Linked DNA regions of Mus musculus: regions 1, 3, 4 and 5 are each linked to region 2. Evidence: chromatin loops called from intact Hi-C (ENCODE). Cell type or tissue: heart. All regions are shown on one strand. Each heading gives the region's core, and the rest is flanking DNA. Links, peaks and the distances in the headings are about the cores only.

Region 1 (6,167 bases), core at 846-5,845, 140 kb before region 2:
TCTGTGAAGCAAAAGAAACAGTCAAATGGATGAAAAGGAAGGCCGGAAAATGGGAGAGAATGTTTGTCTGCTATACAACTGACAAAAACTCAATATCCAGAATTATGCAAAGAACTCAAAAACGAAGAGTCAGAAAAAAAAAAAGTCTCATTAGTAGAGAACAACTAAAAGTATATCAAAAATGTTCATCACTAGCAATTAGGGAAATGGAAAACAAAACAATTTTGAGACTTAAACCTCCCTTAGAACGGCCACGATCAATGGAACAATAGAACAATAGACAACAAATGCTGGAAGGGACATGGTAAGTTAAAGCAACAGATGTGCTCCTCCTTCTCTCTCTCTCTCTCTCACACACACACACTTGCACATACACGCACACACACGCACGCACGCACACACACACACACACACACACACACACACACGCATGCACGCACGCATGCACGCACATGTGACACAAATAGAGGCACATGCGCAAGTACGCATGTGCACATACACAAACTCCATGCACACACACCAATCTGTCTTCAGATCTTGGGCTCAGGATGAGAGACCAGGAGACCAGGGATGCTGTTGGGCTTCACTTCTAAAGAAAAAAATCTAAAGATAGTAGCAAATGCATCAGGGAAAACAAAATGCTCATGTCAAATATCTTGGTTAGTGAAAAGAGTGAATCAATACCACTCCCAATGAATCTGCAAAACAGAGTTCTAATGTCAGTGTAAATGCAAAATAAATAAGTTTCTGCTACTGAACAAAGAAACAGAAATAATGTACTCCTAATGGCTATGCCAAAGTTTTATTGAGACAATCAGGTCACAGGGTTGCCCCTCCTCTTTCTCTAATGTGTCATGTATGAATTCCTAGGTTTATGTTGTTTTATTCATTTATAATTCACTAACCAATTAACTGATACACATTTACTGACTATTGATACAATGTCTCATGGTCTCCTGGGACAGGTGAAAGTTCTGCACACACCAGAGTCTGAATTAAATCTAACATAGTTCTTCTCACACAGTCTCCCTACTTGATCTCTTTACCTATGATTTTCCTTTACTCTACTCAGGGTTATTATGTTTCTAATTATATAACATTTATATAAAGTTATACAATACTATATATTATAAAATTGTATTATATAGTGATAATTTGATAATTATGGGAATGGTCACCTACTATAGAAGCAAGTTAATATCACTATAAATCACACCCTATAATGTCTAGTGACAAAATACTTAGGATTTGCTATACACAATTTTTTTTTTCTGTGCACTCACCTAAATCAAGTGATTCCCAATTCCTTTGACAACAAACGTTCATCTTTTGTTTTTGCTCTTATGTCCTAAAGCAGTACCTTCCTGTGTTTGTTGAAACTAAGTGAACTGAATTGAAATGTTTAAAACACCCATTCCAAACTTGTTCTACTCAAACTGTAAGCTATCTGGAAACTTACTAAGAATTCCATTTGGGATTTCTTGTTTCTGGCTCCGGCTCTTTGAATGCATTCCAGAAAAATCCTCTTTAACTTGTATACAGAAGCTTGAAACAAGAACAGAGGTTTAAATATAGAAAACAATAGCCCTTTGGATTTGGTTTCCTGAATTCTTTTAATAGTTTCAAGTGAAAGAAGATCTTGACAGCAGGGTTCCCAATACAATGGTGTTTGGCCAAACAAAATGAACATATAAATCACAAATTTATAATCGCAGAAATGCTATTGATTTGGATAAACTATGGCTTTTAAACTTAATTTTTGTTCACAATATATGAGTTAGCAAATAGCAAATCTAAAGATATTTACAAGCTAAATAATTGTTCTGATCTTCCAGGATGGTTATCAATACCCACCATCAATTTGTTTAGGAATAGAAAAATAATCTTTAAAAATTACCTTGACAAATAAAACTTCTGTTCTGACAAGTTATCTAGATCTGTAATTGACATAATGGCAGGAGTGGATAACCACAGAGAACCTGGAACTGCCACAGGGGTAATGACATTGTCATGGGATGAGAATTCATCCTCCAAGTTGTATGTCATTCTCAAAATTATGTCTCACCACCAGGCCAAATTAAGAGATTGTTAAGAACTAAGTATGTCAAAGCAAGGCAAAAGAAATCTATGCATTCATTTTTTGCAAATGTTATTGCTACTACACGTAAGCATGCATAAGATATATCCTTAAGGTTATATACTAATAAATGTATATGTTATCAAAGTGATTCATATTGTAATAAAACAGAAAAACAAGATTTGCGACATCTGCTTTTTACAGCTCTAGACTTTAAAAAGCAAAACCTGTCTTCGCAGCTGGAATCTGCAATCAGGACACTTGGAAACCTTAAGCAGGAGGTCACTGCAAGTGTCAGCCCAGCAGAGCATTGTAGAGAGATTGAGATGGGGAGGGTGGAGTGTATGGGGAGTAGACAAAGAGAACTAGAAAGTATTAAATAAACAGTAAGCATAAAATTATAGATGTTTCTGAACATGTAAAGTACTTGTAACAAGGAGACTTGAGTTATTAAATTTCAAAGACAAACATGAGTGAATCAAGCAAAATGCAAAAATATTATTTTATTTTGCTTTTTGGAAGTATTATTCTCACATGTATTCTCATATGCAGAAGTAAAACAATGAATTCTCCAAGGACCTAAGGAAACAGACAAGGCATTTTTCCAAAACTAAGTCCTTAGGACTGTTATTATATAGGGTGGCCTTGGACTTCAGATTTTCCTGGGTCATCTCACCTTGTACATGCCTTGGCTTCCATTTTAATAGTTTACTTCCTGAAGACTGAACATTTTGTGTCTCAACTTCCTTAAAATATATTCTTAATACCAAATATTCATGGCAGTACAATATTAATCATCAGAACAGACCCATATATTTTAAATTAAAGAAATAATAAGACAGATATTGAATTAGGATAATTTGTCTAAAGCAACTGCAACTATAATAAGTAAAGGTTCCTTTTGCTTTTATTTATGTATTTTTTTAGACTTTCATATGTGAATATGGTATTTAAACCATTTCTATCCCTCTCTCTCCCCAACATCTCCTCCTTTATCTGCCTTGCTTCTGTGTCTTAAATTCCTGGTCTCTTATTCTTTAACTATTATATTTGAAATACACACACACACACTACATGTGTGTCAATTTGCACATACATTTCTATTTATATGAATTTATAAATATAACACATTGAGTATCTTTAGTGTTGCTTATAGATACAGATACAGATATAGATAGATGTAGGATAGATGTAGATATAGTGTGTGTGTGCGTGTGTGTGTGTGTGTGTGTTTGTGTGTCTTTAGAAATGACCACTTGGGATTAGGTAATCTATTGCAGAGAAGTTTGTCTCCAGAGAGGATGTAGTCTCCCTCCATCAGCAGCCATTAATTTCTTGTAGCTCTTCATTTAATGGTGTGGTCTTGTGAGATTTCCCTCTTCTATGTTTGAATGCTAGCTAGGATTATTATTTTTTTCAGGTCTTAGCAAATGCAATGTCAACACATTAGTAAGACACATATTATCAAGCTGGCTTAGGTAATAATAAATAACATTGTATGAACTTTGGTGACTCCAAGAAACAGATGATAAAACAAATCGTTTATCACAATTGATAGAACTTTTGAAGTGTTATAGGAAAGATGAAAAGGAAAAAGAACAGATCTATCTATCTATCTATCTATCTATCTATTAATCACATGAATTAAAAACAAAAACCTAAAGGATTGACAACTGGTCGACCTCATATTTATGTATTTATGTATTTATTTATTTATGTATTTATGTATTTATGTATGTATGTATGTATGTATGTATGTATTTATTTATTTATTTATTTATTTATTTATTTATTTATTTATTTTCGTTTTTCGAGACAGGGTTTCTCTATAGACCAGGCTGGCCTCGAACTCAGAAGTCCGCCTGCCTCTGCCTCTGCCTCTGGAGTGCTGGAATTACAGCTACCACTGCCCGGCGACCTATTATTATAAGTATTTATATAGAACAATTAAGAACAAAGTAGCATTTCTTGCTTTGTTGCTGATTTCTAAAAACATATAATAGTTTTAGCTTTATCATTTACTTCAAACATTAATTTGTTAATTTACTTACTCCTTATGCAAATACATTTAGAGTATGTACTGAGTGCATAATATACAGATCTGCTCACAATGCTGGCAAATTGAACAAGAAAACAGGAAAATTTAAAACTTACTGCAGCTTGTAAGTTAGTATTCCAATAGAATTAACTTAGGTTAAGTTAGAAAAAATGGTTATGATCATGTAACAGTGAACTATGACCATGAATTAGGTACCCAAAGACTGAATTGTTATAATGTTACTTCAGTGAAATTTGCATCTAGAAATAATATGTTATAGCAAGAGGACAAATATTTCATCTATGTACACAATGGTTCCTATGGTTTGCCATCATATTTCAGGTGGGGCAGGTAAGTTTGCGTTCATAAATCGTCTCAGCATTTTCCATAGAAAACATTTCAGGAAAGCTTGTGTAGGAATATTAGAATTTGATTTTTAACTCCTAATAATACGATATAATTTGTAAATTAATCACCTTCCCTTTGTCTATAAAGTTCACCTTAACACTGGAGTGACAAGAAAACCACCTGAGGGACAGTGGTCAGCACTACGCGTGAGAAGGCACAGGAGCATTTCCTCGCACAGTTTTGCATGCAGTAACACTCTGATGTTGCTTTCTCAGTTGTGGGCAGGATGTGTACTAGTAAATGGCCACAAGGAACATGATCATTTGAGTGTAAGCCTTTACAGTGTTTTCCACAGATAAACATTTTAAAAACTGATGAAAGAGGAAGGAAATTGGGTAACAGTTTGCTCTTTAAAAGCCATCAGCTTTGAATAGTTATTATCCCCAAGAAGAGGAAATTGCATCTGTGTAGCTGAAACTGAACTAATTCTGTTTACTTCCTGCTTCTGGCCTTTCTGAAGCAGAGAGGAGAAAATCTTTTCAGTGCCCTTCTCGGATGTCCACAAGCTAGAATTGTGTTTAAGTTTCAAAACAACAGCAACAACACCAAAAACCACTGGCCACACAACTAATTAAATCTGCATAGATACCATATACTTGGAGACTATAGCTTACAAAAAAGCCTATAGGCATACAAAGAATCAGGTGTATGCGGAAGCATATATGCATGAAGAGATAAGCCCAACTTTGAAAAACTCTGATAAATACTGCAGAAGAAATGCTCATCATCTATGATGAGTCTAAAGTACAAAGTATATTCACTCCTCCCACAGTTGAGCTACACAAACACATATTATCCTTAATAATGATTCAAAATGCAGGCTATTATATCTATTTTAAGTTGGCGAATCTGAATTCCAAAATGTCCTCAATGTCTCTTGCTTCAGAGAATACAAATAGTATTAATCAGAGAGTCAGAGACATGGTTTAGACCTCTCAAATTCCAAAAGCAGTGATTTTCACACATAGATAAACTACTTGCTTCAGTTTGGACAGAATTTCATCGCGATTAGCCTGTACAGTCTCAACCTTTGTGAGCAGTCCTTCATTGAGAGAAGAAAAATGTTAAAGAGTATATTTTTTATGTTGCTATTCCCTTTCTTCTGGTAGTCTTTGTTTTTATTTTTTTTAGCTACAATGATTCATGAATATAGAACATTTTGATTGGAGTACAAAAGGTCATTGATCTTTTTCTAATATCCTATCAGTACTGATATCAAAGAGAATGTGAGTCCATGACACTGAAGCCTACTGGGCAAGTGTCCTGGTTTGTATTCACCACGTATCTGGCTCTCTTCAAACTCGTTAGAAAGTCCATGTCAGAAAGATGCTATTGGTTCCATATGTGTGGAATTTATATTATCAATTCTTCTTCATGATGTGTAATTTAAATTGTTATACTGTGGTCAAAGAAGAAGTAAGCCTTAAGTTTTAGTTTATGTGAAACTACAAATTAAATGGGCTATTGGAAAGAGGAAGGCAACTTCCTTCCACAAAGACATTACTGATTTGCTTGTATCTGCTAATTGTAAACTACAATCCATGCTGTGTGTCATTTTGAAATTTTCTAGTATGGTTGCTTATAAAGTTAGAGTTTGTTGCTCTTAGTATTGTATACTAATTCTATGATCTATTAAAACATATT
Region 2 (6,167 bases), core at 603-5,602:
AAATATTGACTGGCTGAATAGCTGAATCGATGCTAAATTTGATGCCTACTGCCACCACTTCAAAGGATTCTTTCTCTCTATTCCATACAGTGCTGTGACCGGAGAAGTCAAGGGACTTCCCAAAGGAGGCAAAGTAGATGCATCACAATGAATAAACAGGACAACATGGCAGGAAAAAAAAATGTTTGCTTTAAGACGAGAACAGTTAATCCTAAGCTTATAATAGAAACTTTTTAATATAATCAACATATACCCTTGAAATTGTAATAACTGTCTATAGTTGTTTTCTGGCCTTACACAGTTTACTATAGGAAGAAAGTCCTACAAAGAAAGAAATTAAATAGTAATTGAGTATTTCTTTTTCTATCAGCAAGTAGCAATCACCCTTTATGTTTATCCTCACCACTTACCTATTCAGCACCATAAAGCATGAATGAAGGCCCATCCATTAAGCAACATTATGCGCTCTATACTCCGTGCACAGAGCTACAAAGTTTAACAATGGGCATACAGTATAGAACAGAACAGACAAGTACCATTTTCAGAGAGAAGCTGTATTCATCGTACGAAGTTTACTTTGTTCCTACAGCACTCTAGTGATGTATTCAAGTTCCTCTACAGAAAGAATGCTGTTGCTTGGAATAATCCTATACTACCAGAATAAGTTATTTCTATCCAAATATTTGTGATACCATGTTTGATTAAGACAAAGCATTTTTAAAGTCTCATAGAGTTTGATATAATAAAATTTTACAATGAAAATAATCAGTTTCAGCCCACATCATCGGTTACAGAAGTGACCTGGGAATGGACTCCCTTGGCACAAGTAAGCAGCCCTGGTTCTCTGTCACACATACTTTGGGAAAGGCGCCAAAATGAGCAACCACCATAATGAGGATAAAGAACACAATATGGAAGTAAAGAGAGCGAGTTCTGGATATACCAAGATTTAGTCAGCACCAATCACATTTTGGATGTTAGACAGCCAACTAAATGTAGAACTTGGACTGCGCCCACGTGTGAGATGCTGCCTGGAGTGTGCAGTTTTTATCAGCCACAGTTCTAAATCTGGTGCTTCTCATACAACAGGATACGGAATTATCCCAGAGAATCAGAAAAGGCTGAGTTCTTTCAAGTTGTAAGGAAATGAACACAGAAAAGCAACAGCAGCAACTGTTTATATAAAAGATTCCAAATAAGGAGGAATAAAAATAAAATACCAAAACCAAGAAGCATATGGAGAAAACGATCAGTATAACTGTGCTTTCTATGTACCAGGAATGATATGGTCCTTATAGGCACTACGTACAGTATTACATTAAAAACTGCATAGTAAAAATGATTTAAGTTTCTTTTAAGATTTCTAATCATCAAGAAGTCTCACTTTGGTGGTCATGAGCTTTTAATAACTTCTGAGCATTATCTAACTCCCCAGTGACAAAGTGGGTGTGGATTTTCTGAACTTTCTAAATCAACAGCCTCCAGCTCAGTGATACTGCTTATGTGAGGGGCTTTCAAATGCCTTGCATTCCTTTATATGCTTAGAACTGTGGATTCTAACCTAGCATCAATGAACTCTGAACAAATTGAACACTTGCTTTAAAAATGTAATCTTAAGTTAACTGTTCATAAAACCAAAACTAGTAAAAAGTGACTTTTTTTCCTTCAAAATCTATTTAACATTTGGCCTAAACCGAGTACAAAAAAATAAAAAAGGGGGGGGACCCTAGATTTTCAAATTTGTGCCTGCATCAAATCATTTGTAAAATTTGGTTAATGGATACAAAGAAAATCCACCCTCAAAAACATATCAACTTGGAAAAGGGTGCACTTTAATACCCTTTTCTGATTCTTTTTAAGAATATATACAACACTAAAATGTGACAAGACATATTTTCTTGATATCAGTTCCAATGTAGAATTTCAAGCCTTACCAGTAAATATTTTGTATTTCATACACTTGTAAGAGAATGTGTTATTTGGAAAACAGATGTAAAGTAGGAGCTAAGGAAGACTTGTAAAAAAAACAGATTCCATAAGATTGTTTGGGCGACACAGAAACACCGTACCATTTTAATCAACCACTTAAGACACGCCATGTTGGCTTTCCATTTACAAGTACTTATTTTTTAAAAATCCACATTTCGTTTTGAGGATTTAAGGACATTAAGTAACGGTAGTGTGTAGTTATGGGAAAGTGTGAAGTAATTTGGAAAACAGGAAATAAACAAACCAGTACAGATCTCACAAAATACCATCTGCTCTCATTTTAGGGAAAGGGAAACCACAGTTGTTCTCTTGGCTAGCTAGCCCCTTCTGCTTGGGGGTCTTCCTCTATGTGACACCTCTCCAGAGATGTGGCGCCCAATTAATTGAGGACAATTTAACTTTGGGATAGATTAAGGGCACCATCTAAGAAACATAATTGGCAAGTTTTGCAAAAGTGAAACATCCAATCAGGACTTTGTGCGCTACTTTTATGGTACCCTGCCTCAGAAATAGGAGTGCATTCTAACAGGCAAAACGTGTTAGTTACACCAACTGCAGAGTAGTGAGAGAAGTATTTCACCGCACTGTAATCAAAATTCCTGGGGATGGAAGAGCACTTCTACTTCAGGGTCTGTGAAGGCAGAGGCAAGCCTCAGAGAGCAAGATGCTGAGGTTAGGCTACTGATTTCTAAAGGAAAGGCAACAGCTTGTGTCACCAGCTAAGGCAGCACAGGCCATTAAGACAGCCAACCAGATGGTCTTAGATTCCAGTTCCTGACGCTGGGGCGGGGGCAGGGGTTAAGTCAAGCCCAGGTCACAGACATTGTCCCTGCTTCACGGAGCAGGTCACCTGTCAGCCAGGTCTAGGCTGCAAGGGGGTGCCCATCGAGGCTGTGCCTCACCTGACGGTCCTGACCACGAAGTACACCAGCACCGCGGCGCTCACCACCACCAACACGGTCAGGGCCCGCTGGGTCATGGGTTTGTCGCCAGGACTGGGACTCACGGCCAGGCTGCCACCCTGGGAACCTTCTCCGGCCTTCCCTTCGAGGCCGTCCGCCTCAGACCCCGCCCCGGGGATGCTGTCATTGCGGCTCTCCGCGCCTGGCAGCCCGGCAGCATCAGACTGAGCTTGGCCCCGAGGCTGGGCCGCGGTGGGGCCCGGAGGAAGCGGCGACAGCGTGTGCGGCCCGGGCTTGGGAGACTTGGACTCCTGCACCTCCCTGACCACCATCGACGGTACCGCCCCGGACCCGCTCAGAGCGGGCAGCAACAACAACACGAAGGCCGGAGCCAGGAAGTGGCAAGGCCCGGAGCAGCCGCGCGGGGTCGGCATGGTCTCCACGCCGGCCTCTCAGCACGCCGCAGCCGCCGGGCCGGCCTCCCGGTCCGCAGCGCCGACCATGGGCGCGCCGGAACCGCAGAGCCGACTCTCCGGAGGAGAGCGGGTGGCTGAGACTGCGCCGGGTGGCTTCGGCGGCGGCGGCGGCAGCAGCCTGCCGGGACAACCGGAAGTTCGTACATCCCCGCAGCCACTGCTGCTACGGACGCCTCCGGTTGCTAATATGTAGGGGCGGGCTGCGCTCAGTGACGTCAGAGGTTCGAGCCTATTGCGCACGCGTAGCTGTGGGACGCTCTGAGAGGTCCCAACTAGGTTTTCCATGTTTCAGGAGTGTTCCTAATAGTGAAAAGGCTTGGGCCAGAGTGGGTAACCTGAACAAGATGAACAGTTATGCCTACAGTTCTTTCCAAGTGGGGAAACGGGAGCAATAGGAAACTCGATTTAATTTCCTTGATGTCAAACTTCATAACTACATCTAATCAGTAAACACTTCCTCTCAGTTCCCTCAGGAGGATCACAAACTTTAAAGAGAGCTTTTTCTAGCTGTAAGGGTATCGACTATTCTTGGAATCCCTTTCTTTGGAAAATGTAAAGTTGTTTATTCAGGTTTTCCCCCTTTAAAGTGTAAATATTTGTAAAAACCTCTCTTGTCAATTTCCAGAGACCTACAGTCATCCTTTTGAAATAAAACCAACAAGAAAATTGTGCCCCTGTTAACTAGTTTTTGCTATGGGCTGCCTCAAGCTGCAAAACTATCCCTGAACTTATGGAAGAGAGAAAGTTTGTATATTACCTTAGCAAATACCTGGGGCTGTGATCTGCCTACTCTAGTTTACTTTACAGAACTTGAACTCCAAATTTAGTTCTCTTACATTTGAATAATGTTGCCTTTATCTAAGATTTCCATCAAGTAACACTGAGAAAAACCAGACACCTGCCTGGGGCATTGGAGCATGGGTTGTGTATAAATATGATTAGTTCTTTCTTGAGCTTTCTTTCAGTCTATTATAAACAGATTTTTTAAAAGGCTTTCTCAGACATCTGTCAAGAGTCAGCTGTTTAAGGGTCTGGAACTGCAATTTAGTCCATGTCCTGGAAACTATTAGGATTACCCTGAAGACACTGCAGTAGCTATAGAGGACCTCTAAAATCACAGCTGAAGACATGTTCTAGACAGCCTGTTCCAATCTTAAAATGCAGAACGTCACAAGACAGGTATCTGTGAATTCTACTTAATTTTGCAGGCATTTTCAAACAAGAGCTGAAGTATTTCCCTTGTGAGGGTTAACAAAACTTCATTTTATGCTAAGCATCCAACTTGGTACCCATTAGCCATTTGTCTCTGACTCCAGTCCCTTGAAGATAAGCTCCCAGTAACCTGGACTCAGTGACCACATACAGAAATGCACAGCCATGGCATTATGATATGACTAGCTGCTTTTTTAATTGTGTAATTTACTTATGCAGATACCCAAAGATTGTTTGGCCTTGCCCACGTAAGCTTGGCAGAAAAGACCAGTATTTGGTTATTTGCATAAATATTGAAGATCTTGTGGTTTTGTCTTTAAAAAGCCTTTCCCCATACCACTCCTCACAACATGCATGAGCTTGGGCTTTAAGACTATTGCCCTGCTAGCAGATAATCAATGCATCTTTTAATTATAATGTAATTGACTCTATAGTATTTTCCCGAGGGGTCAAAAAAGCCTCCATAACAACCTCTTGGCCAACAAGAGATCTCTGGTTGATACAAACATAGTTCTTCATTCTCAATAGGTGTTGTGCTATAATTTGTGCAGATACACTGTCATTTGCCCACAGGTCTGCTGTAGTCAGTATAGACATTCTTGTAACACCTGTTTTTTTGTTTTGTTTTGTTTTGTTTTGTTTGTTTTGTTTGTTTTGTTTTGTTTTGTTTTGTTTTAATAGATGGTTGAGGTCACTTTTTGAGCCACCAGGAGAGAGTCTTCTGTGTTGTCCCCAGTTTTTGCAATATTGGGCACAGTAGCTTCCTCTGTATTTACCTTTCCTTGTTGAATTTTTTTTCTTTGTCACTATTGGTGCTGGATGAACTATAAAACGATCAAAGGCAGAGTCAAAGTAAGCGTGGTGGTTTGAATAGGTTTGGACCCCATAGACTCATGTGTTTGAATGCTTGACCACAGGGATTAGCATTATTAGGAAGTGTAGCCTTATTGGAGTAGGTGTGGCCTTATTAGAGAAAGTATTATGTTACTGTGAGGGCAGGCTTTAAGGTATATTACCTTGTTTTACCAAAAATACACCATTATTATTCTTAATTTACAACTAAGAAAACTGAGATAGAAGATAATTTTGCTAAGACAGGTGTGTCTAGTAGTATTGCTAAATACAGACCCCTTGTGGTTCCAGCAAACAGATTATTTACTGCTTTATTATTATGTTTGCCCAATTCTAGCTTATTGTCTCAATCTGCTATTTCTAGGATAATAGGCAATAACCAGTCACCGTAAAATCATTGTGGCATAAACCAAGTAAACATTTCTCTTTCATACATGAGTGATTAAAGTCTTGTCAGCTATCTCAGCCTAAACCTGTCTGTACTTGGTTCTAGGCTGCCTGTTTAATTCATTTATACCTGGTAACTTCTTATATTCTTCCAGGATCAGAGTACTGAAGTTATCATATTCTTTTCAAGGGTAGTATCAAGTAGAAGGGTAGTAGAGAACAGACATAGAGAGGAACAATATGTTTGTTTGTTTGTTTTTGTCTAATGAGGAAAATAAATATTAACCTAAAAAATAAATCTCAACTGATGCTGTTGATTGTTCTTGTTCAGTGATAACTGTTACAGTTG
Region 3 (6,167 bases), core at 622-5,621, 450 kb before region 2:
CTCTACAGTTTGAATAGTACATGAGAGAATTTTAATAATGATAGCAAAATATTTTAAAGTATAGATGAAACATTAAACTTTTGAAATATTTTGAAGAATTTTCTTGAAACACTGTAATTTAGAGAGAGTTATAAGATTATTAATAATTGTACTTCTTTAAGAATAAGTATATTTAGTAATAGAATTAAATTACTAATTATTCACATTAGGATATTTTGAACATTTTAAAAGTCATTGATGTTCATCAGGGAAATGCAAATCAAAACAACCCTAAGATTCTACCTCACACTAGTCAGAATGGCTAAGATCAAAAATTCAGGTGACAGCAGATGCTGGCGAGGATGTGGAGAAAGAGGAACACTCCTCCATTGTTGGTGAGATTTCAAACTTGTACAACCACTCTGGAAATCAGTCTGGCGGTTCCTCAGAAAATTGGACATAGTACTACCGGAGGATCTCGCAATACCTCTCCTGGGCATATATCCAGAAGATGTTCCACCTGGGAAGATGGACACAAGCCCCACTATGTTCATAGCAGCCTTATTTATAATAGCCAGAAGCTGGAAAGAACCCAGATGCCCCTCAACAGAGGAATAGATACAGAAAATGTGGTACATTTACACAATGGAGTACTACTCAGCTATTAAAAAGAACGAATTTATGAAATTCCTAGGCAAATGATTGGACCTGGAGGGCATCATCCTGAGTGAAGTAACACAATCACAAAAGAACTCAAATAATATGTTCTCACTGATAAGTGGATATTAGCCCAGAAACTTAGGATACTCAAGATATAAGATACAATTTGCAAAACACATGAAACTCAAGAAGAACGAAGACCAAAGTGTGGACACTTTGCCCCTTCTTAGAATTGGGAACAAAACACCCATGGAAGGAGTTACAAAGACAAAGTTTGGAGTTGAAACAAAAGGATGGACCATCTAGAGACTGCCATATCCAGGAATCCATCCCATAATTAGCCTCCAAACCCTGACACCATTGCATACACTAGCAAGATTTTGCTGAAAGGACCTGATATAGCTGTCTCTTGTGAGACTATGTCGGGACCTAGCAAACACAGAAGTGGATGCTCACAATCAGCTATTGAATGGACCACAGGGCCCCCAATGGAGGAGGTAGAGAAAGTACCCAAGGAGCTAAAGGGAACTGCAACCCTATAGGAGGAACAACATTATGAACTAACCAGTACCCCGGAGCTCTTGACTCTAGCTGCATATGTATCGTCGGCCATCACTGGAAAGAGAGGCCCATTGGTTATGCAAACTTTATATGCCCCAGTACAGGGGAATGCCAGCGCCAAAAAGTGGGAATGGGTGGGTGGGGGGGGGGAATATGGGGGACTTTTGGGATAGCATTGGAAATGTAAATGAGGAAAATACCTAATAAAAATATTTTTTAAAAAGTCATTGATGTTTTAAGCCTAAAAATCACCTCTAAGATCAAGACTAGTGAAATATTTTTTTTAAAAATATGTTCCATAAAAAATCTTCTATAAGTTTAATTCATGCTTTATACCATATGAAGGGAAAACATGAAAACAATTTGAAAATAAACCTCTAATCCTGAATCATGATGAACTTCACAAACAGAAAACAATTCTCAGTGGTCATACCAGCTCCAAACACAGGAGCGCACACATAGGAAGGGTTGCCCTTCAGGGTAGAGTATTCTTGATATGTTAGTGCATATACAACCTCAGACCAACTCGTCTAGTGAGGACTGGTGCTAATTAAAACCAGCAATAGTGGATGGCTTGCTGTGTGATGTCAAGAAAAGTCCAGTGGGGATCCAAAGTGTCATAAAGTGAAAGACAGAAGTCAAGAAACTCATTCCAGGTGTACAGGAATGTGATGCTAATGAAGATTAGGACTCTGGGGGTAAAATCTAAGGTCAAGAATTAAGTAGTTTGTTTCAGGAGAAACATGCATTGATATTCTGAAGAATAAAAAAAGAGAAGGAAACAAAGAATATTTCATGGTCTTTCTTGTCACCCCAGTGTCAAACCAATGGTTAAAGTATGGCTATATACACACTATCTTCTAAACATTTATCCCCTTACTTGATATCGTCCTCCAGGAAACCATCAGGGTGAAACCCTGTGGCCAGCTTCTCTTGCCTTGCTTCTCAGCATAAGCACCATGCAAACTCCAACCTCAGTGGGATCCCAGAATTCATCTTTAAACAGACAATGCATTCTTTGAAATTATCATTCTTAAAAATTACACTTCTAATTTTTCTTTATGTTATTTTATATGCCACTTAAGACCAGCCATGTCTCCCGTCACTTGCTCTGGTATCACTTTACCACATTCTCTAGTGTTCTGTAATGCAGAGGACATTCTTGCCTATCTTAAAACACAAGTACTGAAGTCAAAACATTTATCTTTTCCTGACATTCCAGAGCCGCTTTCTGATGATCCAGCTGTCACTCATCTTTAAACTCTTCTCCAGGAATCACAGGAGCAGATACCTGAATACATGATCCTTCTTAAATAATAAATTACAAATATGACCCTGATTGTGAGCACTGTTCATCTTTCATTTTCTCTTATATTTCAGCTCAATGTAATTCAAGAACATTGTTAAAATTCTCTTCATTTACATTATACCATGCATTAAAATTCTCCATACTATCATCTATAATTTGGCTATTGTTCTAGTGATTTTAACACTGGAACTTTACCATGGCTTTCAACAGCACTGTTTCAGTACAAACAACTCACATTTGCTTGTGGAATTTTAATTTTAAAATTCTCCTTAACATAGGCAGAATTCAAGTGCTTAAACTTTTGTAAATATATTATAGTTAATGGAAATTTTTAGTCTAAGTCATTTTCCCCAGTATAACGTCATTGTTTTTGCTACATTAAAGTACATTGGCTTCATATCCTGTTTACACACTGTGAAGGAATAGTATCTGTAACTCCCAGGGGAAAAAAGGCTCTACTCCTGGTCCAGAATGCAGTATGCCACTCTGCCTCTAGGTGGAGCTCTGATTTCTTTCTGTGCCACACAAACCTTTCTGTCATAGTTCCTTAAAACACCAAAGGAAGACAAATAACCTACATAAATGAAAAATAGAGATTGTAATCCACAAACCTATAAATGTGCTGCATTCCTATAGCTGAAACGTTGCCATATTAAAAATCCATTTAAATAAGACATATTTTTTTTCAGGAAGCCTGGTGATAAGAAAGAATATCTTAGTAATTTAATATCCTACTACTCCACACACAAATTTATCTTGAAAAACATGATGAATTTTAGAATATGAATATAAGTAAAGCATAAATCTTAAATTTAAGATTAACCATTATGTCAAATGTTGAGTTGTGCATGTCATTTATATAAATATTAAACTTGATGAATAACAATTTCAGTATCTATGATATACATATATATACACACATATCACTAATATTTCTGTTGTATGAAACAGGCACAGATTAAAAAGAAATATGTTTTCATCTGTTTTGACAACAAAATAAATCAATGTATTATGGCATTATTATTCTGTGAGTCATCAAAAATTACAACTGAGTTATTGAAAAAATCCTCAAATGAATGTCAAATGACTTTATTTGCCTTGTTTGATTTTTTTGCTGAAAACAATAAAACATACCTATCTAATCTATGAACCAATGACAACATATAAAGTTGGTACCTTTTAGCTCACTGCATCATTATTTGTCTATTTCACAATTATCTGTGGTGTGTTGATGCTTATTTTATCTCTAGCTCTTAAATATTGATACAGACTCAATAAAGTCTGACCACAGATTTTCATCTAATACATTCAATTAAAATAAGAGCTGAGAGTAGGTTCTATTAGTGTTATATACTAAGTACCTGAGTGTAAAAGTCAGAAAAATAAATAATTCTGAGAAACTTCTGAATCCAATAATAAGGGAGATAAATGGTACTAACTCCACAGCCAGTCCTACAGCACCCAGAGGAGGCTCCACTCCCAGGCACTCTAGCATGCCCAGGATCTTAGGATCAGGGGTGAGCAGGACACAACATCTGTTCTAAAACCACCAGGAATAACTGGGAACAGCAGGATCCAGGAGCACAGGAATCATGCCCAACCAGTGGCTCTGGTTCCTTCTGATCTGCCCTGATTTACCTTGGATGCTATCTCTGCAACCAGTCTCACAGCACCAGAGGAGACTCAAATCCCAGGAGCTCTAACACATCCTGGATCCCAGGAGCTTGGTCACACAAGAATCTGAACATTTCAGAGGCAGCTTAACTCTCAGGAAGTCTGAAACACCCAGAATCTTAGGAATCACAGGCTCACAGAGACAGCTAGACTCTGAGGAGTTCTGACACAACCAGGATTATAGGAAGGACAGGCTCCAGTCAGATATATCGAGGGCAGGTAGTACTAGAGATAATCAGGTAGTGGGAGGCAAGCATAAGAACATAAGCAACAGAAACCAAGGTTACTTGGCATCATCAGAACCCAATTATTTTTCCATAGCAAGTCCGGGATACCCCAACACACCACACCAGAAAAACAAGACTCAGACCTAAAATCCCTTCTCATGATGATAATAGAGGACTTTAAGAAGGACATGACTAACCCCCTTAAAGAAATACAGGAGAACACAGGTAAACAGGTAGAAACCTTTAAAGAGGAAACATAAAACTTCCTTAAAGCATTATAGGAAAACACAATCAAACAGGAGAAGGAAGTGAACAAAACCATCCAAGATCTAAAAATGGAAATAGAAACAGTAAAGAAAACATAAAGGGAGACAACCCTGAGGTTGGAAAATCTAGGAAGGAGATCAGGAACCATAGATGCAAGCATCACCAACAGAATACAAGAGCTAAAAGAGAAAATTTGAGAGGCAGAAGATGCCATAGAACACATTGACACAACAGCCAAAGAAAATGCAAAATACAAAAAAATCCTAACCCAAAACATCTAGGAAATCTAGGATACAATGAGAAGACCAAATCTAAGGATAATAGGTATAAAAGAGAGCAGAGATTCCCAACTTAAAGGGCCAGTAAATATCTTCAACAAGATTATAGAAGACTTCCCTACCTAAAGAAAGAGATGACCATCAACATACAAGAAACCTACAGAACTCCAAATAGACTGGACCTGAAAAGAAATTCTTCCTGTCACATGATAGTCAAAACACCAAACACACTAAACAAAGAAAGAGTATTAACAGCAGTAAGGGAAAAAGGCCAAGTAACATTTAAAGGCAGACCTATTAGAATTACACCAAACTTCTCACCAGAGACTATGAAAGCTAGAAGATCCTGGGCAGATGCCATACAGACCCTAAAAGAACATAAATGCCAGCCCAGACTACTCTACCCAGCAAAACTATCAATTACCATAGATGTAGAAAACAAGATATTCCATGACAAAACCACATTTACACAATATCTTTTCACAAATCTAGTTCTGCAAAGGATAATAGATGGAAAACACAAACACAAGGAGGAAAACTACACTCTAGAAAAAGCAAGAAAATAATCTTTCAAGAAACATTAAAGAAGATAGCCATACAAACATAATTCCACCACTAACAACAAAAATAAGAGGAAGTAACAATCACTTTTTTAAATATCTCTTGACATCAATGGACTTAATTTCCCAATAAAAATGGCAGACTATCAGACTGGATACATAAACAGGACCCAGCACTTTGCTGCATACAGGAAACCCACTTCAGTGACAAAGACACACACTACCTCAGAGTAAAAGTCTGGAAAACAATTTTCCAAGTACATGATCCCATGAAACAAGCTGGAGTAGACATTCAAATATCCAATAAAATCAACTTTCAACCAAAACTTATCAAAAAGGACAAGGAAGGATATTTCATATTGGTCAAAGGAAAAATCTACCAAGATGAACTCTCAATTTGTAACATCTATGCTCTAAATGTAAAAGCACCCACATTCATAAAACAAACAAACAAACAAACTTTACTGAAGCTCAAAGTATACTTCATACCACACACAACAATAGTGGGAGACTTCAACACCCCACTCTCAGCAATGGACAGATCATGGAAACAGAAACTACACAGAGACACAGTGGAACTAAAAGAAGTTATGAAACAAATGGATTTAACAGGTATCTATAGAACATTTCATCCAAAAACAAAAGAATATAC
Region 4 (6,167 bases), core at 602-5,601, 350 kb before region 2:
CAAGTTTATGCTTGGAATTCGTACTTTCCTTTGTAAGTACTATATTTATTCATTTGTCTAATACTCGTTTTCCAAAAATTGAGATTTGTACAATCTTAGTTTAGTAACAGTCAAAGCATACAGTCTGAAACCTTTAATAGAATTTCTTACTTTGTATATTTAAATACAAACTGAGCCGTCCTCAGTAGATTAAAGCAGAAAATAAAAATTATGAAAACAAAGTTATAAAAAGTGAGACCAGACAACTGCTAATTGACTCCATAGAACTGTCACTCAAAGAATAGGAGGGCCTATGTGGTTTTTTGTTTTGATTTTGGTGTGTGTGTGTGTTTGTGTGTGAATGTGTGTGTGTGTGTTTGTGTGTGTGTGTGTGTGTGTGTGTGTACATGTATTTTATTGTGTGGATCAGAGGACCACTTGCAGACATCCATGCTATGTTTCTACCATGTGAATCCTAAGGATTCAACTCCTTTGTTAGGACTGATGGTGAGTAAATTTACCAGCAAAGTCTCAGTGGCCTGAGCCTGGTTTATGAATTCCATAGCATAATTTTGAGAGAGAGAAGAAAACATGCTACATGGATGCAGTGGTGTGTGTGTGTGTGTGTGTGTGTGTGTAATTTTAACATCTCAAAAGACTCTGTGATAAGAAATAGTAATAGAACAATAAAACGCTTAGGCTGAGACAAGAGTCTACACACAATTAAAATGTGAGCCTTAAGAAATTAAAATGGTTCTTACAAACGGAGGTGTTTCTGAACAGCACAATTGAAAAAGATATATCTCACAAGACAATCTTCAAGTTGAGTTTTACAAATTGAAGATTATTTAACTGATAGTCTGTAAGTGGTAGTTAATTGTAAAAGGTTCATGCTTGCTTACAAACCATTACACTGTATGCAAAAGAATAGTATTGCCAATTACCCAAGCCAGCCGATATTGAAGAATTGAGAATAATGATGATAGATTTCCTGATCTGGGAGAAATTTCACTCATTTATGACTCTGCATTCTAGCTAAAGTCAAAGTCTTTTGTGATTAGACATGTATTATATTTGGTTCTATGTATGGAAACATAAGCAAAGGTCAATATATAAAAACAAAAGGTTTTTAAAGTTGGGCATTTACCTGAGAGAAAATGAACTAATAGAGGAAAAAATGAAAATGATATTTTCTGCATGTGAACATGATATTTTTTCTTGCAACAAACAGCATTTTTATACACCCCAGCCAATACCACTTCCCTTTAACCCATGAGAAACTGTTTTATTTTTCTCCCTGCTGCTACTTGAGAAGTCTGTGTAACTAAAATGCATTAAGGTAAGCAGGATTTGCGTGGACATCAATCCACTGGAAAGGCTCCCAGCAGGCCACTTGTAATGTCAATAAAGACTCATAATTGCTTGCTCCTTGATGCATTTTAGACTTGGCTCTTTGGTTGCCTGTCCTGCAGAGATTAGGTTCTCAAAACTTAGGAGACTTAACTTCCTAAACCTTGAATAGAAACTGACACACATAAACAGGGTCTTATACTAAGCTCTGTTGGTTTACTTTTAAAGACCTCAGCAGCTAGGCAAAGGTTCTAGAACCTCGGGTTTTAAGCAAGGGTCATGTCTTTCTACTTAATGCTGCTCCTTGAGTCACTCTGAATTCTTCCTAAGTCCAAGGATACCCAAATCCTGGTGGTGAGCCTTCTCATTTGCTGATGTGGAAAGTGCAAACTTAATGGGCTAATGGACTAGCAAAGGTACTGCTCAGTGAAGGAGCAGGAAGTCAGACTTCAGAGCCTCTGGAATCCTGGGGCCAAGGCACACAGATAGGAAGGAGTCTGGTTTCCAGGCTCTGTCTCCTGCTGAGGAAGCATGTAGATGTTAGGTGTGATAAGCCTGAGCAGTCAGCTCTCTTGAATGTGCCAGAAACTAGGAATGGAGAGGTGCTCAGCTAGAATACTCAGAAAGCGCGCCAGCTGCACAATACAATAGAAGTAAAAAAAAAAAAAAAAAAAAAAAAAAAAAAAAAAAAAAAAAGGTAGGCGGGAAGAGGGGTGAAAATCAGAGCCCAATACACTTCAGTTGGATTTTCAAGAGGAGCCTGCCTTTCCTGCTTTTTACCCTTCCTTTCTTCTTCCCTAGGATTACGAATGTGTTGGTGGGTGTGCCGGAGGACGCTGCCTTTTCTCAGAATTCTGGTCTCAGCAGTGAAGTTTAAATGGCATTGGATTTGCCTTCACTTCGTGAGGAGTTTCCAAACGACAACGCGTGGGTCACAGAAGTGTCCATAATGTTCGTAAGGATGCCTCCGACTTCACTTGCTTACCTCAAGCTTCAAGCTGGGATCCTCATTACCCATCCACTCTGCGGGCGAGATCAGCTCATCAGCTCCTGTGAATAATCGTATTTTCCAGACAGAGTTGTGCACTGAATAATGAACGTTCCCCTTCCACTTCCCTGTTGGATTTCACTGTGCTTCGGTCGGGTTTATTCGCCCGTGCGTTTACGTATGTTTAGCAAACACGCTTTGAATGATAGGCTGCTTTCTCGAGCTATCCTTATCCCTAGCCATTGCGTTCCTCTGGTGGGATGAGTCTCATCTTTCTCAGATGAGATGAATGCTGGTGTCGAAGCTGGCGGATCTGGAGCCTTGACGTTTGGGCGTCCTAGGAGATAGTGTGGTTCTGTGTGTGTCTGTGGTTTGGGGGCATGTGCGCAAGAACGCGTCCGCGTGCGACTGTGAGCTTCCTCCACCCGGCATAGTGCAGACCGAGCTCACAACGACTCTCCGAGCAGCCGCCAGTAACGCAAGGCAACAGCAGCCTCCGCCCCCTCAGCACGGTGATTGGCTGGCCTTGCTTATCGTTTCCCTGCTACGGCGAGGAAAGGGCCAGTGACGCCCCCGAGCCCAGCTGCAGAAGAAACCGCCACCTCCAATGCACAAGGTGTCACATTTGAAAAGAAACCTGAGCCCCAGGGAGGCGGCGCAGAGCGACCCGGGCCCGGTAAGCGCTAACTGCGCGGCAGGGAGCTGGGCAGCGCTGGAGAACCGGGAGAGCTCCACCGCTGAACATCCTAGCGACCTGATTCTGGGATCTCGGCTCCACGCTCCCTTCGCAATTTTCAGATTTCTCCCCCTTGATTATCATCCCAAAACGGAGCCTTTATACCAGGAGAAGGTGCCTGAGCTGGGACAACCAGGACTTTCCCGGGCACCCAAGATGCGCTCAATTAGAAAACGGTGGACCATCTGCACTATAAGTCTACTCCTGATCTTTTATAAGACAAAAGAAATAGCCAGAACTGAGGAGCACCAAGAGACGCAACTCATCGGGTAAATGCATGTTCAAGGATATGACACCAAATCAAGCCATAGTGAAGTGTGCTTAGAGCCGGGAGAGTGACGTTTTTGGAGTGCTGTGTGTATTGGTTTGGGCGTGCTTGTGCAGAGTGTCATGAATTAAATAACAAAGGCTCTTTGGAGGTGTGTGTGCATGTTTCCCATGCTGGTTCTAGGATGAGTTTAACTTGCCCTGTGCAATGGTGGTGGTGGTGGTGGTGGTGGTGGTGGTGGTGGTGGTGGTGGTGGTGAAAGATGTATTGGCACAGGGTGCAGCTCACCAAAGAAGTCACTGCAGAAGTGTCAACAAAGAACGAGTGCCCTTGTCAGTTTAACGCTTGAGCAGAATTCAGAGATGTCTTTACTCCTCAAGCCTTCTCTTTCTTTCTTTCCTTCTGTGTCCCGCCAGTCTATGAGGACACCATAAAAAGCGGCGTTCTCCAAAGTTTATGGTCACAGAAGTGAAGTGGGTCTTTACTCTTTTTTGTTTGTTTTTGTTGGGGGAGGGGACGCCTGTAAGATCTATTTTCTTTCTTTCTTTCTTTCTTTCTTTCTTTCTTTCTTTCTTTCTTTAAGTTAGACATTTCAGTATCAATAAGGAAAATTCCTTATTCACTCCTCTACGTATAAAACTCCCGGGTTTCATGGTTACAGTTTTAGAAGGGAACTGGGAACTGCGCCTTTACAGACCATATCTGCTCTTTTTTTTTGAGTTTGTCAAGATGTGATCAAAATCTCCGCCCCATTAAGTTCTGTAAATATCTCACTTCCTTCCTCTCTCCCCTGGCTTCTCTGCCTTTGAAGTCTATCCGGGAGCAGAGCGAGCGATTTGTAACTTCTTGTCTCTGACAAGGCTTGGAAGCGCACATCTGAGGATATGGCCCTGTTGTCAACTCTGTTAAAAGTCCTGTTTCGGAAATCCTCCCAAGTCCGGAGCTTTCCACAGTCGGAAACTGCACTGGCTGAGATTTCCTTCTGTTTTTACATTGTCTCTGGCATCTTTGAAACGAAGAAGGATGCTTTGGCATTTTTGTGTGTGCGCGGTTTTGTGTGGGGGGCGGGGCAGAGAGCTTCTCAAACACACACTAGGAAACTTTACGCAGCTCTTTTCTTAATATCCCCGCTCCTCTCTGAGTAATCAGTCACAATGAAGTGAGTAAGACGCAGGTGTATCCTCCCGGAAGGACTTGCTATTCTGCATAAAGCTAATAGTACTAGGCTCAAAGGGGACTCTAGGAGAAAGGAACACTAATAAGGAGTGGGCCGAATGGTCCTTATGCTTCAACAAACCTATTCAAGGTTTGTATGAGAGGAAAAATAAATACATACATACATAAATAAAAAGAATTAGGTGAAGTCGTTTACCTAGAAGTGGATGGTTGGAAAATCCATGTCAATGGTGGAAAAGAAAAATTGGGAGGGGTGTGAATAAACCCAGCAGACCTGTTTTTGCCAGGCAGACAAAGGGGTCTTGAAGGTGGTGAACCCGCGCGTGGGAACTCCTGGGAGAGGCGGAGGCTGGGGCTTGCGAATCGAGGCTCTTTGTTCCCTTCAGAACTGATTGGGTTCCAAGGAGCCGGCGCTTAGACAAAGCGGCCAAGCTTCTACAGGACTCCAGTGGTTTGGGACCCTAGCGAGCAGGAGTGGGCGTGGTGATGAACACTATGTCCAAACCCTGCAAAGGAGTCATTCCCTTGCTCGGATAAATTGCCTCCAGGAAGGAGGCCTGTATCCCGGGTGCCCCAAAGGAAAATATCAGATCCAGGACACTCCACGTTTCACAGTGACATTTATTCTCTGGCCTTTTTGGAAATCAAGGGAGGGTCTGCACAGCCCTGGCATCAGAGGAGCTGCAGCCCCACAGTCACACAGCGACTGGGTTAGCTCTACTGAGCTGTGCCTCCGCACCCTTTGCAAGCTGAGCTGCCAGTTCTTTCTTCCCAGTTCCTATGAGAAGGCTTGAGGCCAGCGCTTGAGTTATCAAAACAGGAAGAGAGGTGTACCGGGTGCCGTGCTGGTGTCTACCCTTTCTTCTACAAGAACTAGTAGTCAGAGCAGGATAATGAGAAGACTGGTGTGTGTGTGTGTGTGTGTGTGTGTGTGTGTGTGTGTGTGTGTGTGTGTGTGTGTGTGTTTCGTGTGTGTTTCGTGTGTGTTTCGTGTGTGAGCATCATTTCAGAAAGAAGTAAGCCTGCCTTCATTTGTGACAGTCAAGCAAACAAACAAACAAAAAAATTCACATTCAAAGCTCCTCCTCTTTAATTAAAGCCCGCAACTGCAGCTTTTTTGAACAAGGCAGAGACAGGGTTGTGGAGACAGTCCTCACCCACGTGCTGGAGAAATCCTGACTGCTCTGGGCTTCCAGACTCAGGCACAGGGTGGGGCCAGTGTTACCAAGAGCAGTGCAGGGTAGCTGGGGTCTCTGGATGTTCATCCCCTTTTGGCCTGAATGAAACGTTCAGGGGGGTGACCTGAGCACATGATTTCTTTCAACTCCCTAACAGTGCCTCTGGTGGAGCACTTGATTCATCAGCTAACCCACCATCTCGTCTCTGTGCAAGCTTATGGGGAGGCCAGTTTTGAAATGACTTAAAGAGTAAAGGGGCCCTGAAGGCCAGATCAAAACTTCATTTAAAAGTGAGACCATAGAGGCAGGCTACAGCCTTTGGGGGGCACTGCAAGCCTTACAGGCTGGCAGTAGCTCCAACCAAGTTCTTTAATCTTACATTTCTCTGAGTTCAGAGTCCCCAACACCATGAATATTTCCCACTAGATAGGAGGTTTCTCTATCCAACCACTTCTTCTTTAGCAGAGTCCCCACGCACAGCCAATGGAGCAT
Region 5 (6,167 bases), core at 773-5,772, 130 kb before region 2:
ACATCCTTTGGATAGACTGTCAGGTGTGTTAAAATGTGTGAAAAATTTGATAGGAGCCCCATTTTATTATCTGTCTAATTATAACCCCACAAGGCTTCAGCGCTTGGCTGATTCAGAAGTGAGCTCAGGTACCATTTTGCCCACAGTGCAGAAGTTGAGTGTAGGGAGTTGAGAACCATTGGCTTACTTGTTAAGTGTGTGTGAACTGGGCAGCTCTTCTCACCGTGTTTTTATTTACTTTATCTTAGCCCTATGAAAAATATTTGAGTGTACATATTCTATAGGACTCATCTACCAAAAAACTTGAAAATATCCCAAATATGATGACACTCATATTAATAATTAGCCAATTTAAGTGTAAGAAAATTTGAAAAGGAGCAGGAAGATGAATTAGGGAAGGCTAAAATCTGTATGGTTTTATGTCTTTCCTTTTGTGTATATGCCAGAGGAAAACCCAAAGAGAAGGTTCAAGGAAAATGGGAATCATTGTCAGAAAACATTTAAAGCAATAATAGTGACTACTGAGCTCTTTCTATACATTGGCAATTATGCTGACTACCTAGTGCCTTCTATACAGGGAAGCCTCCTCCAGCAACAGATGGGAACAAATAAAGAGACCCACAGCCAGAAGCCATGCACAGGGTGAGAGACTTTGAAATGCTGAGCCCTACAGGATGTTTCCCTCAAATCCCTCCTCTCAGGATTTAAAGAACTGGGCAGAAGAGGTGGAGTAAAGAACAAAAGAGCCTATGAGCATAGGACAATTTAAAGAGACCAAAAAGCAAAATGCTCTTTACCAGTGGTTCTCAACCTTCCTATTGCTGAGACCCTTTAATGCAGTTCCTCATGTCATGGTGACGCCCCAGCCATAAATTATTTTGTTGCTACTTCATAACTGTAATTTTGCTACTGTTATGAGTCTTAATATAAAATATGATATGCAGGATATCTGGTATAGGACCCCTACAAAACGTTTATCACCCACAGGTTGAGAACCACCACTCTGAATCAACATGAGTTCTCAATGGACTAACAGAGCCTGAAGCAGCATGCACAGATCCTGCACAGTCATGTAATGATTCTAACATAAACACAGCTCACAAGTGATTAAGAATGTGCTTGTACTCTGTTCCTCAGTTAGACATGAAGCTATGTCTCTAGCTCTAGAACCAAAATAACCAGAGCATTGACAAATAAACTAAGACCAAAAAGGACCTAATAAGAAGCCAAAATATTACTGAGACACCTAGAATAGACTATGTTACTGCAGAAGAAAGATGGCTATTTCATTCTCCATAAAGAATGTGTGGAAGGTATCACTTATGTTTGTCTTTACTAGAAACTATCTTAAATAGTCTTGCAGCCTGAAAGACTGACATGTCATATTCTGGCAACAAAGCTGTATGAGCTGATGGTTGAAGCCCAACCTGGATGGGCCTTAAAGTTTCCTAAGGCTCACATAGGTCATGGAGAAAAAAATAGCATTTTTTTTTCTCCACACTGGCACCTCTGTCTCTCAGTTTTAACTTGAGTAAACATTCTAGTTTCATAAAACTAGAAATAAACCATGAGATTAGAGCAAAGAGCTTTGGGGGTAGGGGAATGAGGAGGGCATTGGAATCCATTGCTTTGAAAGTGGAATGAGGCATATTAGGAGAGAATAAGCAAAGCAGTTGTGGAGTGGACAGGGAAAGAATCTACCAAAATGAAATGTGGATCAAAATCTACAGAAATCTGATACTTTTTATAATGACAGCCCCAAAGCTTGGGATACCCAAGATAAAACTCACAGGCCAAATGAGGCTCAAGAAGAAGAAAGAATGAAGTGTGGATGCTTCAGTTTTTCTTAGAAGGGGGAACAAAATACTCATGGGAGGAGATACAGAGACAAAATATGGAGCAGAGACTGAAGGAAAGACCATCCAGAGACTGCCCCACCTGGGGATCCATCCATATACAGTTACCAAACCCAGACTTTATTGTGGATGCCAACAAGTGCTTCCTGACAGGAGCCTGACAGAGCTGTCTCCTGAGAAGCTCTGCCAGTGCCAGACAAATACAGAGGTGGATGCTCACAGCCAACCATTGGACTGAGCACAGGGTCCCCAGTGGAGGAGCTAGAGAAAGGACCCAAGGAGCCTAAGGGTTTTACAGCCCTATAAGAGGAACAACAATATGTAACAGCCAGTACCCCCCAGAGCTCCTAGGGATTAAACAACCAACCAAAGAGTATACATGGAGGGACCTATGGCTCTAGCCACATATGTAGCACAGAATGGCCTTGTTGGACATCAATGGGAGGAGAGGCCCTTGGTCCTATAAAGGCTGGATGTCCCAGTGTAGGGGAAGAGCAAGACAGGGATGCAGGAGTGGGTGGGGTGGTGAGCAGGGGGAACAGGGGTGGGATAGGGGTTTTTGGAAGGAAAACCAGGAAAGAGGATAACATTTGAAATGTAAATAAAATATCTATAAAAATTCAAAGAATTTTTGAATTTTAAAAAATGAGAAAGCTGAGCTCCACAGGCAGGTGTAGCCAGGCACCAAATCTGTAGGATGTTTATTGAAGCAGCCATAGGTCCCTCATCTTAACATTCTCCTTCACCATGAGGCCCAGCAAGGAGCCACATTCACAGGCTTGGACTGATCCGTTTCCCTACGTCATCTCTTCAGGACCTGGCTTTGTAGGGAAGAGAATTTGTGTGCATTACTAGTGAATCTACCCAGTCCCTAAGTCCTCCCGTAGTTTCCATGCATGCCCAAACCCAGATGGGCACTGCACCAGTGTGCCCCTTTGGACAAGAAATTTTATATCACCTCTAGGTCCTTCCCACAATACATCAGTTACCACTGAATTAGAATCACTGCTAATGATGCTCCATCTTCCTCTTCTGATTTGAAATCACACAGGTTTGCACAGTAGTAAAACAGACCCAAACTGTATGTGCCCTGACATTGAAGACATTCCTATACTGTTTGTATTTCTTTTCTGATTTAGTTTAATCAGAACACCCCTCCTCATTCTCTTCTAATGTAATGTCTGTTAATATCAAGAAACACTATTCCATGACTGACATATGGGAGACTCTGATGTCTAGATTTAAGACATAGCATGCTCTGAAAGAAAACTCTTTTACACCTACTATTGCTGGATGAAAAATAGTCTTTTCCACTCACCCCCCCCCCCAAATCTGGTTTTAGCCAAACAAATTTAGCCGAAGCACAAATTCAGCTTCTATGTTAATTACATCTGCTCACCAGAAGGATGAGCCTCGCATACAGGTCATGTGCTTACACTGTGTCCTGCTGTCCTTCCTGGTGTTTGGTCCCTGCTCTCTGCTCAGAGGTCACTTCACTGTTATGATGCTGCACACTTTCCCACAGTCCACAAGTCAACCCAGGCAGTGGAAATAAAGCAGAGGGCCTGGGAACCACCCCTACTGGGGCCACATAAGCTAGCCAGAGTCGGATCTGTGTTATGTGAGAGAAAGAACATTCTACTCTAGGACATAAAATACCAGCTCTTTGCTATCCTTCCACAAGGTCATAGACTGTTAAGCTGCAAACAGAACAGCATCAACAGGAACAAATATAACCACTAATGTAACCCATAATTAATCCCTTTATTTAGTGCAGTAGCTACTAAAGGATCTATTAGCAAAATTGAGAAAAAAAAAAAGATTGTCCTTCCTGTGAAGTTCATATCCTCTCTCAGGCTGCATAAAACTCCTACAACCTGGCTTTAGGAGCTTAGCTTGCCCCTGCTTTTTCAACCAGCTTGGAATCCCCTCCCACTCACCTTTATTTCTGAATTGGAAAGAATTTACAACCTGTCAGCTATATTAAAATACTTTTTAGTATAGACCAAAAGTTTAAAGACTTGTTTAACAGAATTGAATCTAAAAAAAAATAATAATAATCCTGTTCTTTAAAATAACTTAGCAAAACCTTCAATTGAAGCAAAGGAAATGATTATATTAGCACAAGCACTTGAAATATTTAAAGAGATAGGCTGTATATGGTTTAAATTAAAAATTCGGCAATATTATAAGACATTAGTCCCTTTCCAGCATTTTCTTTTGGTTTTAGTGGTGCAAGTTCCATCATGATGCTGACTCCTCTAAATGTACTGGATTGGCTATCCTGTGACCTGGCTTTAGCATCACACACTTCATCATTCCTGTTCACAGGACAAAAGGAGAAGCTCACCGTTCTTAAAGTGCTAGCATGGCCAGCCTGTCTCCTAATTGATACAATTACAGTATATCTTCATCCAAGTGTAAAACAGCAAGCGGCTTAGGTATGGATTACCGATTTCTATGAATATAGGATCAAGTTGAGTGCTTTGGACAAGCCTCCTGGCAGAAATAAGAGTGAGGTTAGTGCATGGGGTAATATACATGGGTGGGTAAAGGCAGAATGGTTGTCTCTTCACAATACTTTAAATATTTTCATAATTCTTCAAGAATTTCCTAAAATGCGTTTGGATAATTGGCATTCTTCATCTCACATTTTTTCCAGATCTACCCACGTGTGTTATCTATCCAACTTGTATGTATGCATGCATGTATATATGTAGGTAGGTAGTCACCTGTATGTGTGAGTGCATTCACGTGTGTGTGTGTGTGTGTGTGTGTGTGTGTGTGCTCTTTGTTCTTTCTTTCATCACCGATCAAGGCCAATATGTGCTTTAAATTACCTGGGATTATTTGGGGTCTGCCACTGGACTATAATTGACTGATGTGATATGAAAGAAGGAAGCTCCTGCTTTTTGCCTGCTTGCCCTCACTCTGAACGGCAAGTTAACCCTTTCACTGGTATTAGAGCCTTCTACTTTAGGATTCCAAATAGCAAATACAGAAGACCATCAGAGACATTCAGCCTCACAGGCTGAACAACTACTGGATTCTTGGGTTGTGGATGGGTTTCTAGCCATTTTTGGACTATATGGACCACAGTAAGCCACTCTAATAAATACAATATATAAATAAAATACATAAAATTATATATAATATTGCCTATACAATACATAAATCCACTACATAGTTATTTATATATTATATATTATATGTTTATATGTCATATGTAATAATTGTCTTAATTACATAAATAAAACATATAAATACATATATACCTATAATATATGTGAATATATATATTACTTTGGCTTATTGAGAGATTAAAATTAAAGTATAATTACATCACATCTTTCTTTCCTCTTTCTTCAATCCCCCATGTCACTTGCCTCCAACTCCTCTCAATTATTACTATACATGCATACACACAAACACAAACATGTACACACCCATATACACATGCATATTTATTTGACTAGTGCAGGAGCAGTTGGTTAAAATGGAGTTTAGCAATGTAAACTTTTAAATGTAATTCTTTTAATGGACATCTAGACTCTTACAGAAATAATAAATGCACCCAAAATGCATGCCATTAAATGACCCTCATCTGATGATATCTATGTGTTTGAGAAATCTGACTTTTATTTCCACATATGCTACTTTTTAATTTAGTCAATGATATTAAGATCACTTTATCTTGTGTGTTAAAGGGGATTATTATTTGAGTCATTCATTTATTATCATGGGAGTGTGGGCTTTATGTCTAATTTATAATATATCTTACATTTTATTAAGATGTATTATATTTTATTAAGGCCCTAAAGATGAAGACTGCATGTTCTATGTTCTCTCTCATATGTGGATTCTAGCTTTGATTTCTTTTAAATTTACTTATGTGTTTAACCTGAAGTACATGTGAAAGCCAGAAAACTAAAAATAGGCCACTAGAAGGGAAAGGAAGGATAATGAAATGCAGGTAAATGAGAGAAGAAAGGCTGAGTACCAAAGACAGAAAAGCTCAAGCTTAAAAGAAGGGTGAGGAAAGGGAAACTGGGAAGTTGTCAAGAGGCTCAAACAAAATAAAGACTAATTAGAAGCTGCATGAAAACTTGTGAGCTTACAACCCAAGGAGAAGATAAAGAGGAGAAGACCCTGGGATGTGGGTAAATGAAACTACAGGGGAGTATACTCAGAATAAAGTGGAATAGGGTAACAGGAAGAAGAGAAACTAGGAAAGGGCTAGACAAAACTAAGAATAAATGAAGAAGAATGGTGTATCTGTGTGTGTGTGTGTGTGTGTGTGTGTGTGTGTGT

Evidence for each region. A loop is a pair of places that touch in the nucleus more often than their neighbours do. Peaks named below come from ENCODE experiments on the same cell type or tissue, not always from the same donor. Only the 100,000 strongest peaks of a DNase experiment are listed, where the experiment ranks them.
Region 1: a loop joins it to region 2, with 4 times the contacts of the local background. A loop is called at or near these places in 2 of 42 quality-filtered maps.
Region 3: it touches region 2 in a loop (2.7-fold over the local background); 8 of 42 quality-filtered maps call a loop at or near these places.
Region 4: it touches region 2 in a loop (6-fold over the local background); 12 of 42 quality-filtered maps call a loop at or near these places.
Region 5: it touches region 2 in a loop (2.5-fold over the local background); 2 of 42 quality-filtered maps call a loop at or near these places.

What each region holds. Positions count from the first base shown.
Region 1 is chr1:95,449,779-95,455,945 of GRCm38, reverse strand. No RefSeq gene overlaps it. Among named protein-coding and RNA genes, the nearest start is that of Fam174a, 140 kb to the right of the region's middle. In heart, for the core only: no CTCF peak of the experiment used is centred there; a DNase peak (open chromatin) is centred at 3,955.
Region 2 is chr1:95,310,975-95,317,141 of GRCm38, reverse strand. Fam174a (family with sequence similarity 174, member A) reads right to left here and starts at 3,514. Exons shown (of 3, transcript NM_026321.4): 1 at 2,892-3,514. The coding sequence starts at 3,325. In heart, for the core only: a CTCF peak has its summit at 3,310; a DNase peak (open chromatin) is centred at 3,541; H3K4me3 peaks cover 1,591 bases; H3K27ac peaks cover 1,333 bases.
Region 3 is chr1:95,759,269-95,765,435 of GRCm38, reverse strand. No RefSeq gene overlaps it. Among named protein-coding and RNA genes, the nearest start is that of 4930598F16Rik, 46 kb to the right of the region's middle. In heart, for the core only: no CTCF peak of the experiment used is centred there; no DNase peak of the experiment used is centred there.
Region 4 is chr1:95,664,304-95,670,470 of GRCm38, reverse strand. St8sia4 (ST8 alpha-N-acetyl-neuraminide alpha-2,8-sialyltransferase 4) reads left to right here and starts at 2,877. Exons shown (of 5, transcript NM_009183.2): 1 at 2,877-3,322. The coding sequence starts at 3,210. It overlaps Gm30431 (predicted gene, 30431), which reads right to left and starts at 2,770. Exons shown (of 4, transcript NR_166710.1): 1 at 2,315-2,770. In heart, for the core only: no CTCF peak of the experiment used is centred there; DNase peaks (open chromatin) are centred at 1,850, 2,820, 4,230 and 5,230; H3K4me3 peaks cover 3,343 bases; H3K27ac peaks cover 526 bases; H3K27me3 peaks cover 2,006 bases.
Region 5 is chr1:95,442,917-95,449,083 of GRCm38, reverse strand. No RefSeq gene overlaps it. Among named protein-coding and RNA genes, the nearest start is that of Fam174a, 130 kb to the right of the region's middle. In heart, for the core only: no CTCF peak of the experiment used is centred there; a DNase peak (open chromatin) is centred at 3,343.